Linked DNA regions of Homo sapiens: region 2 is linked to region 1. Evidence: read pairs that join two places in POLR2A ChIA-PET (ENCODE). Cell type or tissue: Caco-2. All regions are shown on one strand. Each heading gives the region's core, and the rest is flanking DNA. Links, peaks and the distances in the headings are about the cores only.

The links. Peaks named below come from ENCODE experiments on the same cell type or tissue, not always from the same donor. Only the 100,000 strongest peaks of a DNase experiment are listed, where the experiment ranks them.
Region 2: POLR2A ChIA-PET joins it to region 1 with 5 read pairs; 3 of 35 experiments call an interaction of 5 or more read pairs at or near these places.

Annotation. Positions count from the first base shown.
Region 1 is chr11:130,020,758-130,026,134 of GRCh38, reverse strand. No RefSeq gene overlaps it. Among named protein-coding and RNA genes, the nearest start is that of PRDM10, 21 kb to the right of the region's middle. RefSeq lists a silencer at 2,610-2,689. In Caco-2, for the core only: no CTCF peak of the experiment used is centred there; a DNase peak (open chromatin) is centred at 2,744.
Region 2 is chr11:130,102,046-130,107,422 of GRCh38, reverse strand. The region is part of intron 1 of APLP2 (amyloid beta precursor like protein 2); the gene reads right to left. Among named protein-coding and RNA genes, the nearest start is that of APLP2, 35 kb to the right of the region's middle. RefSeq lists a silencer at 1,042-1,242. In Caco-2, for the core only: no CTCF peak of the experiment used is centred there; no DNase peak of the experiment used is centred there.

The DNA.
Region 1 (5,377 bases), core at 227-5,226:
CAGTACTTTGGGAGGCTGAGGTGGGTGGATCACAAGGTCAGGAGTTCGAGACCAGCCTGACCAACATGGTGAAACCCCGTCTCTACTAAAAACACAAAAATTAGCCAGGTGTGGTGGCGCGTGCCTGTAATCCCAGCTACTCAGGAGGCTGAGGCAGGAGAATTGCTTGAACCCAGGAGACAGAGGTTGCAGTGAGCCAAGATCATGCAACTGCACTCTAGCTTGGATGGCAGAGCAAGACTACACCTCAAAAAAAAAAAAATTTCTTCTAGAAACCTAGTCACCAGCAATGATTGCATTTTTAGGTATCAGTGATTAATGCTTCTTCTTGGTGAGGAAATAAAATATGTAAACTTAAAAAAATTTGATTGTGTCTTGACTACAGTGAAAAGCAATTGGGTGCCATATTGAAATGTGAAGAGAAGACTTGAAAGGGAAGACACTCAGTTCTCAAGCTCTCTGTTGGTTTTTTTAAATATGATAAGAAAGAGCAGTTAAGAGAACATTTACATTCCATGACCACATGAGTAGAGTAAATAAAAAACACTGCTAAGGAGGAGAAAAGGTCCTAAGATTAAATCCATGCAGGACCAGTCTGTCTCTTGCTGTTTGCTGAGAGGGAACAACAAGCTCAAGCAACTTAAAATCTAAACATGAACTATCAGCCGGGCTCAGTGGTTCACACCTGTAATCCCAGCACTTTGGGAGGCAAAGGCAGGCAAATCACCTGAGGTGAGGAGTTTGAGACCAGCCTGGGCAACATGGTGAAACCCCATCTCTACTAAAAATACAAAAATTAGCTGGGCGTGGTGGTGGGTGCCTATAGTCCCAGCTACTCAGGAGGCTGAGGCAGGAGAATCACTTGAACCTGGGAGGCAGAGGTTGCAGTGAGCTGAGATCATGCCACTGCACTCCAGCCTGGGTGACAGAGTGAGACTCCGTCTCAAAACTAACAAACAAACAAAACCATGAAGTATTATAGTATGTATCAGGGTACAGTGGAGTTTCTCCTCATTTCTTGCTGTCTCTTTTAATGAAGTGTGGTTTTACTAACAGAGAAGGATTATTTTTCTAACCAATAGCACTTAGTTTCCTCTCAGTGTTTAAAACTTTGCATCCATGTCCCTCAAGTATGTCACTGTCGGCTGGGCACTGTGGCTCACACCTGTAATCCCAGCACTTTGGGGGGGGCGGAGGCAGGCGGATCACTTGAGGTCAGGAGTTTGAGACCAGCCTGGGCAACACGGTGAAACCCCGTCTCTACTAAAAATACAAAAATTAGCCGGACGTGGTGGTGGGCACCTGTAGTCCCAGCTACTCAGGAGACTGAGGCAGGAGAATTGCTTGAACCCAGGAGGCAGAGGTTGCAGTGAGCTGAGATTGCACCACCACACTCTAGCCTGGGTGACAGAGCAAGACTCCATCTCAACAACAACAAAGAATGTCACTGTCTTTTTAGTCTTCTCACAGGCTTTATTGCCATATGTGCTGGAAAAATCCATCCAAATTCTTTTCATCTGATTTGCATGAGCAATATCTATTTCTGAGGATTATTCATGGATTACCCATAAATATTCAGAACAATGTTCCTGTAGATCTTAATCTTTGCTATATTTGGCTTAGGGTTTTGTTTTCCAAAAAATTTTCCATTTCCTTTCTCCCATTCATCATAAGATTCTCCCTAGTTTACCATTTGGTCAGCCACGATATTTGCAATCTCACTTGGATCAAATGGGACCATGTATATGGAAGGCTCTGTGTGTTGTAGAACACTATACAGAAAGAAGAGTTTTACTCCAGATAGAAATATTTTGCCCTGTATTGCGTTTTTAAAATTAAGCTTTAAGTAAACAACAAAAAAGATGTCTGAATGTTTCATCAGTGAAAATTCTTAGAAAGTATTTTCTATCTGGCCGGGCGCTGTGGCTCAAGCCTATAATCCCAGCACTTTGGGAGGCCGAGGCGGGCGGGTCACAAGGTCAGGAGATCGAGACCATCCTGGCTAACACAGTGAAACCCCGTCTCTACTAAAAATACAAAAAAAAAAAAAAAATTAGCCGAGCATGGTGGCAGTCGCCTGTAGTCCCAGCTACTCTGGAGGCTAAGGCAGGAGAATGGCATGAACCCGGGAGGCGGAGCTTGCAGTGAGCCAAGATCACGCCACTGCACTCCAGCTTGGGCAACAGAGCAAGACTTCATCTCAAAAAAAAAAAAAAGAAAGTATTTTCTATAATGTTTTCGGGGAGCTGTCATTTAAAACACGAATCATTCATATCTTCTTAGCCTACTCTACTAAAGGTTTTGTGTTTGTTTTTGTTTTTCTCTTTCCATTTTCCTTCCCAGTACTACTTCTCTGTTCCTGTTTGTAAGGAAAGCAAGCAAACCACTGGCCCAAAGTATACAACTGTTTTTCTCTTCCATCCCTATTATGTTCTTTTGTCATTTTCCCTATTATTGTTCAGCTAGCCATCAAGCCAAATTATAAACATGGGGGAAGATGATGGCAAAAGGCCACTGTTGGTTTAAAACAGGCTGGAAAGCAACCTTCTCCAACAAACAGGTAGCAATCCAACACAGGTGAAAGCACACAAAGGGGCTGCTGGGCTGTGACCCATGAACTCCCTTGGGACCAACTGGTGTGATCAGAGGAAAGACAATCGCAGATTGCTCAGTTGTGTTTCCTGCTGTCAGTGAGGAGTAGTGATAATCAAAACTAGGCTTGGCAAGTGAACAGACCATAGGCAAAGTGGTGGAGCCAGTCAAGCGTGTCTGGGGCAGAAGCCTTGACCTCAGGCATTCCAGAAATCATTTCTAACAATTGAGTCATCTCACACATCTCATTTTTTGAAGGATCAAGTTAAGTGCATAGTAGGTTCACCATAAACTTGTATTTTTCTTTGGCATTTCCTGTGATTTTTGTTACTCTTTATGGAAAACTATTAATTTGTATTTTGTGTCTAGTCACCAAACTCTTGTAGACTTAACTGTATACTCTGCAAGTAACGATAATTTTGTTTTCTCTTTTCTAATAATTATCTCTTATTTTTGTTCTATATTTTATTGCATTGGTTTGAATTTCCAAGGCAGTGCTGTTGGTTTGCAGAGACAGGGTTTCACTCTGTTGCCCAGGCTGAATGCAGTAGTATAACCACACCTCACTGCAGTCTCACACTCATGGGCTCAAGCAATCCCAGCCTCAGCCTCCAGAGTGGCTACTACTACAAGTGTGTGTTACCATCCCTGGCTAATTTTTCAGTGTTTTGTGGAGAGTGGGGTATAGCTATGTGTCTGGAATTGGTGGGTTCTTGGTCTCACTGACTTCAAGAATCAAGCCGCTGACCCTCGCGGTGAGCATTACAGTTCTTAAAGGCGGTGTGTCCGGAGTTTGTTCCTTCTGATGTTCGGATGTGTTCGCGGTTTCTTCCTTCTGGTGGGTTCGTAGTTTTGCTGGCTCAGGAGCGAAGCTGCAGACTTTCGCGGTGAGTGTTACAGCTCTTAAGGCGGTGTGTCTGGAGTTGTTCGTTCCTCCCGGTTGGTTCGTGGTCTCGCTGGCTTCAGGAGAAAAACTGCAGACTTTCACGGTGAGTGTTACAGCTCTTCAGGCAGTCTGGACCCAAAGAGTGAGCAGCAGCAAAATTTATTGCAAAGAGAGAAAGAACAAAGCTCCCACGGTGTGGAAGGCGACCCGAGCGGGTTGCCACCGCTGGCTCGGGCAGCCTGCTTTTATTCTCTTATCTGGCCCCACCCACGTCCTGCTGATTGGTAGAGCCCAGTGGTCTGTTTTGACAGGGTGCTGATTGGTGCGTTTACAATCCCTGAGCTAGACACAAAGGTTCTCCACGTCCCCACCAGATTAGCTAGATACAGAGTGTCGACGCAAAGGTTCTCCAAGTCCCCACCAGAGTAGCTAGATACAGAGTGTCGATTGGTGCACTCACAAACCCTGAGCTAGACACAGGGTGTTGACTTGTGTGTTTACAAACCTTGAGCTAGATACAGAGTGCCGACTGGTGTATTTACAATCCCTTAGCTACACATAAAGGTTCTCCACGTCCCCACCAGACTCAGGAGCCCAGCTGGCTTCACCCAGTGGATCCCGCACCGGGGCTGTGCACCCTGCGCCCTCACTCCTCAGCCCTTCGGTGATCGATGGGACTGGGCGCGTGGAGCAGGGGGCGGCTCTCGTCGGGGAAGCTCGGGCCGCACGGGAGCCCACGGAGTGGGGGGAGTCTCAGGCATGGCGGGCTGCAGGTCCCCAGCCCTGCCCCGCGGGAAGGCAGCTAAGGCCCGGCGAGAAATTGAGCACAGCAGCTGCCGGCCCGGGCGCTAAGCCCCTCACTGCCCAGGGCTGGTAGGGCCGGCCGGCTGCTCCGAGCGCGGGGTCCGCCCAGCCCACGCCCACCCGGAACTCGCGCTGGCCCGCAAGCGCCGCACGCAGCCTGGGTTCCCGCCTGCGCCTCTCCCTCCACACCTCCCCGCAAGCTGAGGGAGCGGGCTCCGGCCTTGGCCAGCCCAGAAAGGGGCTCCCAGAGTGCAGCGGCGGGCTGAAGGGCTCCTCAAGTGCCGCCAAAGTGGGAGCCCAGGCAGAGGAGGCCCCGAGAGTGAGCGAGGGCTCTGAGGACTGCCAGCACGCTGTCACCTCTCAGCTACATTGCCCAGGCTGGTCTTGAATGCTTGGGTCTCAATCAATCTTCCTACCTTAGCCTCCCAAAGTGTTGGGATTACAGGCATGAGCCATTGTGTTCAGCCTCAAGGCAGTGTTAAATAATATATGGGGCATCGTTGTCACCTCTTTTTTTTTTTTTTTTTTTTTTGAGACAGAGTCTCGCTCTGTGGCCCAGGCTGGAGTGCACTGGCACCATCTCTGCTCACTGCAAGCTCCGCCTCCCGGGTTCATGCCATTCTCCTGCCTCAGCTTCCTGAGTAGCTGGGACTACAGGTGCCCACCACTGCGCCCGGCTAATTTGTTTGTATTTTTAGTAGAGACGGGGTTTCCCCGTGTTAGCCAGGATGGTCTCAATCTCCTGACCTCGTGATCTGCCCTCCTCGGCCTCCCAAAGTGCTGGGATTACAGGCGTGAGCCACCGCGCCTAGCTGTCACCTCCTTCAAAAAAAACAACAACAACAAATAGAGACGAGGTTTGTTACCCTCGCTATGTTGCCCAGGTTGGTCTCGAACTCCTGTACTCAAGTGATCCTCCCGCCTCAGCCTACCACAGTGCTGAGATTACAGATGTGAGCCACCATGCTTGGCTCTATTTTTCTTTTTATCATCTATTTTTTTATAGGAATGCTTCAGTTGATTATCATAAGTAGGATATTGTAGAGGGTTGAATTTTATCCCCCTAAAAAGATATTCAAGGTCTAATCCCCCTCC
Region 2 (5,377 bases), core at 212-5,211, 81 kb before region 1:
ATTGGTGTATAGGAATGCTTGTGATTTTTGCACATTGATTTTGTATCCTGAGACTTAGGCAAAGGAAAAATCTAACCCTCAATCCCCATCTGGGATACTTCTAACTTTAGAACATATAATCCAACTGCAGTCTGTCCTCGTAAAAGCTAATCTACTTTCTAATCCTTTGCACACACCAAATCATGAAAGTGGAGAATTACTAAAATTCCAATAATTTTACTTAATTTACCCACAAAAGAAAATTTTCTGAGCAACTACTATTTCGCAAAGCAACATGCTAAGTGTTTAGGATATAAGAGTGGGCAAAAAAGTCATGACCTGCTTTCTTGGGGCTCTAATGCAAGAGTTAAAACTCACAAAAAGTGTGACCACATTCCCAAATGTCTTAAGAAGGAAAAGAACACAGTGTTGAGAAAGCACATAAAAAAGGAATCTGGGCCGGGCGCGGTGGCTCACACCTGTAATCCTACCATTTTGGGAGGCCAAGGCAGGCAGATCACGAGGTCGAGAGTTCGAGACCAGCCTGTCCAACATGGCAAAACCCCGTCCCTACTAAAAATACACAAATTAGCCAGGCGTGGTGGCGGATGCCGGTAATCACAGCTACTCAGGGGGCTGAGGCAGGAAAACTGCTTGAACCCGGGAGGCAGAGGTTGCAGTGAGCCGAGATTGCACAATTGCACTCCAGCCTAGGCAAGAGAGCAAGACTCAAATCTCAAAAAAAAAAAGGAATCTGACCTAAGCTTGGGTAGGAAGCTGATCAAGGAAGCTTCCTAAAGAGAGTGACAGCTGAGTAGCGCTTTAAGCATCCCATATGGAGGCAATGTTGATTTTGAGGCAGAGAGATGGTGGGAGAGGCATGCCGGGACAAGAGTCTGCAGACCAAGAAAGGACTTCAGTCCTTACCACTGAAGTGTTGAGAGGCTTTAAGCAGAAAGTTACTATTTTCATAACAAAGCTCTGATGCTTTCTCTAGTTGCACGGTGAAGAACCGACTGAAAGGAAATGAGTGTATGCAGGGAAATCATTCAGGACACTGGAGGTGCACATTCCAAGAGAGGAATAAATGGTAGCTTGGGCTAAGGTGGAGTGGTGGATAGAGAGATTCAAGAAACCACAGAGCCTAAAATAGGCCTAGGTGTGATAACTGATATGAGGGATGAGGAAGAGGAAGGTTCAAGTTTGGCTCCCATGATTCAAAATGTGATGGCATCATTCATAAACACAGAACACTAAAGGGGATTTCATGAACAATTTTCTCTCATGTTGGGTAAAAATAATCAACTATTCCATAAGATCTGTCTTTGGCCCATATCCTTTTATGTGCAGTCTAACCATTAACAGCTCAGAAGCTATAGCTGAGAAGTAACATTACAACAGCAAGGCTCCTGCAGACATGCACGAGAAAAGCACAGGCATCGGCCGGGCGTGGGGGCTCACATCTGTAATCTCAGCACTTTGGGAGGCCAAGGCAGGCAGATCACCTGAGGTCGGGAGTTCGAGACCAGACTGACCAACATGGACAAACCCCATCTCTACTAAAAATACAAAATTAGCCGGGTGTGGTGGCACATGCCTGTAGTCCCAGCTACTCAGGAGGCTGAGGCAGGAGAACTGCCTGGACCCGGGAGGCAGATGTTGCGGTGAGCAGAGATCACACCATTGCACTCCAGCCTGGGCAACAAGAGCGAAACTCCATCTCAAAAAAAAAAAAAAAAAAAGCAGACAGAAAGACAGGGAGAGAGAGAGAGAAAGAGAGAGACAAGCACAGGCATCTCTCTAAAAACATCCATTACTCGTGGTTATAGCCATAAGAGTCCCCAACTGCAAAACTTTCTTCAAAATTAAAATAAATAAACAAATAACAGTTCTTAAGTTAAAACTTGTAGAGGAGGAGGGTTAGATTATATGGTCTACCATGTTGTTCTTTTCAAAAACAGCATATACATGACATGGTTTTCCTACTAACAAGAAAGGGTAGCTTTGATGCCCCCACCCTTTTTTTTTTGAGACAGGGTCTTGCTCTGTCACCCACGTGGAGTGCAATGGGGCAATCTCAGCTCATTACAGTCTCGACCCCCTGGGCTCAAGCCATCCTCCAGCCTTAATCTCCTGAGTAGCAGGGACCACAGGCATGCGCCATCACACCCAGTATACACGTATTTATATTTTGGTAGAGATGGGGTCTCATTGTGTTGCCCACGCTGGTCTCAAACTCTTGGGCTCAAGTGATCCTTCTGCCTTGACCTCCCAAAGGACTGGGATCCTAAGCATGAGATACTACGCCTAGCTGACTTTTAAAATATGTGGAAAATGTATGATTTTCTAGGAAACTTTAATTTATTTATGCTGATGAACTACACAGACATGAACAATCCTTCTAATCAGTAACTTAAATTTGATTGTGAAATATATTATGGTCTTTTTCCAGGACCAATTTACCATCTGACATATGTTTTGCTTCGAAGCTTATTAAAATGAACCTGCTTTCTACTAGTATAAGAGAAGGAAGCACCAACCCTTGTTGGACAGCTGGGAGAAAGCTAATTTGGAATTAAAATGTTGCCAATATCTATCAGGGCTGAAAAACACCTCAGTTAAACCCAACAAACAATTAGCACCTTTATTAACTAGAATTGACTTTACCCTGCTGGAACGAATATTCATTTATTAAAGTAGAAGGCCCTATGCCTTCAGTATGAATGCACGTGAAGCTACAGACTAATATGAGTTCCTGCTTCCCCCAAAGAAGGAAAAAACACCTAAAGATATGTGTAGGAAGGAACACACACCTATTCATAGGTAATACTCTAGTGGTGCTTAATTCAAACAAATCATTAAAAGGTATAAAGGATGCACAAGACAGATGTGCTTAATCTTCACACTTAGTTCAAGATGCATACCAAGCCCGGCACGGTGGCTCACACCTGTAATCCCAGCACTTTGGGAGGCTGAGGCAGGTGGATATCTGAGGTCAGGAGCTCGAGACCAGCCTGGCCAACATGGTGAAACCCTGTCTCTACTAAAAATACAAAAATTAGCCAGGCATGGGGGCGCGTGCCTATGGTCCTAGCTACTTGGGAGGCTGAGACACTAGAATCGCTTGAACCCAGGAGGCAGAGGTTGCAGTGAAGCCGAGATTGCGCCACTGCACTCCAGACTGGGCAACAGAGACAGAGAATCTGTCTCAAAAAAAAAAAAAAAAAAAAAAAAAAAGATGTGTACCAAAAGTCCTGTTCTTTTGTAATCTAAGGATTATGGCTAGAAACTTGGATTGTGTGTCGAGAAAAATGGGGATATCCAAAGATAAAGGTAAGGAAACCCCAGGGATATTTTCGTGTACTGAAACCAGTGCTCTCCCCCGAATCCTTTGCTTCCCACTTCGAAAGTTCAGATAGAATTAAATGAAGAAAATCCAAGAAGACATGATAAATACGTATATGAAAAGCCCAATCTACAGGTCGGAAGGAATGTGCTTCCTAAACCTGCTACGAATGAACTCCTATAGTTAAGTCTGAAAGCTTCTGAGCAGTGTTTCCTAGATTCCCTCTGGCCTTCTATATTTTTACATTAAAGACAGCTACTAAACAAATCAGATTTCAGGTGGTATTTAATCTGTCAGCAGTTCAGCCTGCAGAAGGAGAAACCATTTACCCCTTAAATTCCAAAAGTGAATATAGCTAAGAAACAGTAATTAGTTACATGAGGTCACCCAAGCCACAGCGTGGAATGGTCAATTTCATCGTAAAAAGCCATTTATCAGCACCAAAGATTATGTTCCACATGTTACTCATTATGGTTGTTGGCTAAAAGACCGCAAGAGTTCCAACTGTATAAATGTTCAGTTTATGGGTCAACCACTAAGGTCAACACATCAGCGCTAAGTGCATTTCGGCTCTGTGCTGAGATGGTCAGTACTATCTTCCCTAAAGAGAATCTTAAAATACCAGAGGTTAAAGCAACAGGAAGAGGCAGCTAAGCACCAACAGATCCTCACATCAGTTACCACCAAGAAAAAGCAGAGAAACTGGAATCAATCCAGACAGCTAATATGCTGTAGTGATTCACTTTTGAGTTCAGAAAGATTAATCCTTGTGGTCTTAAGAGACTCTCAAGAAGGTATCATCGGAAATATAAAAAGCCTCTGTGGACCATGTTTTAGGAGTCAACTAATCAAACATACCCCAACCCTACCTAGGGTGTAAAAGGCTAATTTTTTCTGTAATGTTTGTACTTCTACCTTGAAAATGCCCTTATTTAATGTGCTGTCCATTTCCTTAAGCACAGACTGTGCCTTGATCCATTACATCAACATATAAATCAATCTGTTTCCTAATCTAACATGTTACAAATGGGATTTTGCTGCCAAGTCAGCACTTCTGATATCCTGTAAACCTGGAATCCTCTACCAAAAAAATTAATGCCCCATGTGTTGGCACTGAAGCCAGTCCTTGTGATCTATGCATACTGCAGCACTTTTAAGGCTTGGAAAACAAATTGCATCAACTGCTTCCCTAGCCCAGCACTTCCATTTTGCTTAATAATTCATTCTTAATAAGAAATTCCATTTTATTAATTTGGCTTGGGGAACAGTTTAGCAATCCAAGGACAGAAATTCAACTTGGTAAAAAGTGCTTCTAGTAACTTGGTCGAAAACCTGAAATGGCTTAAGGAAATAAATATGTAAATCTAAATAAATCTAAGTCTCAACCTACTTTAAATCAGGGCCTTTAATCACCTCAAGTGATGCAACTCCTGGGCTCATCTAAGCCTACCTCCCTTCACAAAGCCCTCAGGACCAGGCAGTCCTCTCACTCCAAAGCAAACGTGCACACCCAGTTATCTCTGCCCTCATTGAAGCTACTATTCCAGGATCAAATCTGGCTGCAGGGCTTCTGAAGGTGCCTGCCATAGAGGGAGCATCTTCCCATGAACATGGTTTGATCCCACTAGTGGAAGAATCAGGTCTCTTTGAAAGGAATCCGGCTTTATGAGACACACGAGTATTCAAGTTTCACCCTGCGAAGGCAATGTAACACAGTTCTAGTTCTAATAAACGCGGAATGAAGCAGGCCTTCGAGGCATCTAGTTACCACTAGCAAACTACTGATAGCGAAAGGTACGACGCTCTTGTTCAAAAACCTTTTTTAAGGAAAAGTCAGTAAAAAAGGACCATCTGTTAAAAGATACGAAAATCCTATATATTATTTTCATTCATATTTGTTCAAGCGCTGAAGTACTTCAAGGTTCACAAATTAGAACAAATTTATGTTCATGAACCTTCACCAAAGATTTACTAAACTGAACGAAGTGAAAAAAAAAAATTCTGTTCTCAGTATCCTTTCAAGGTATCTCCCCAAAGATATTAGCTACAAAA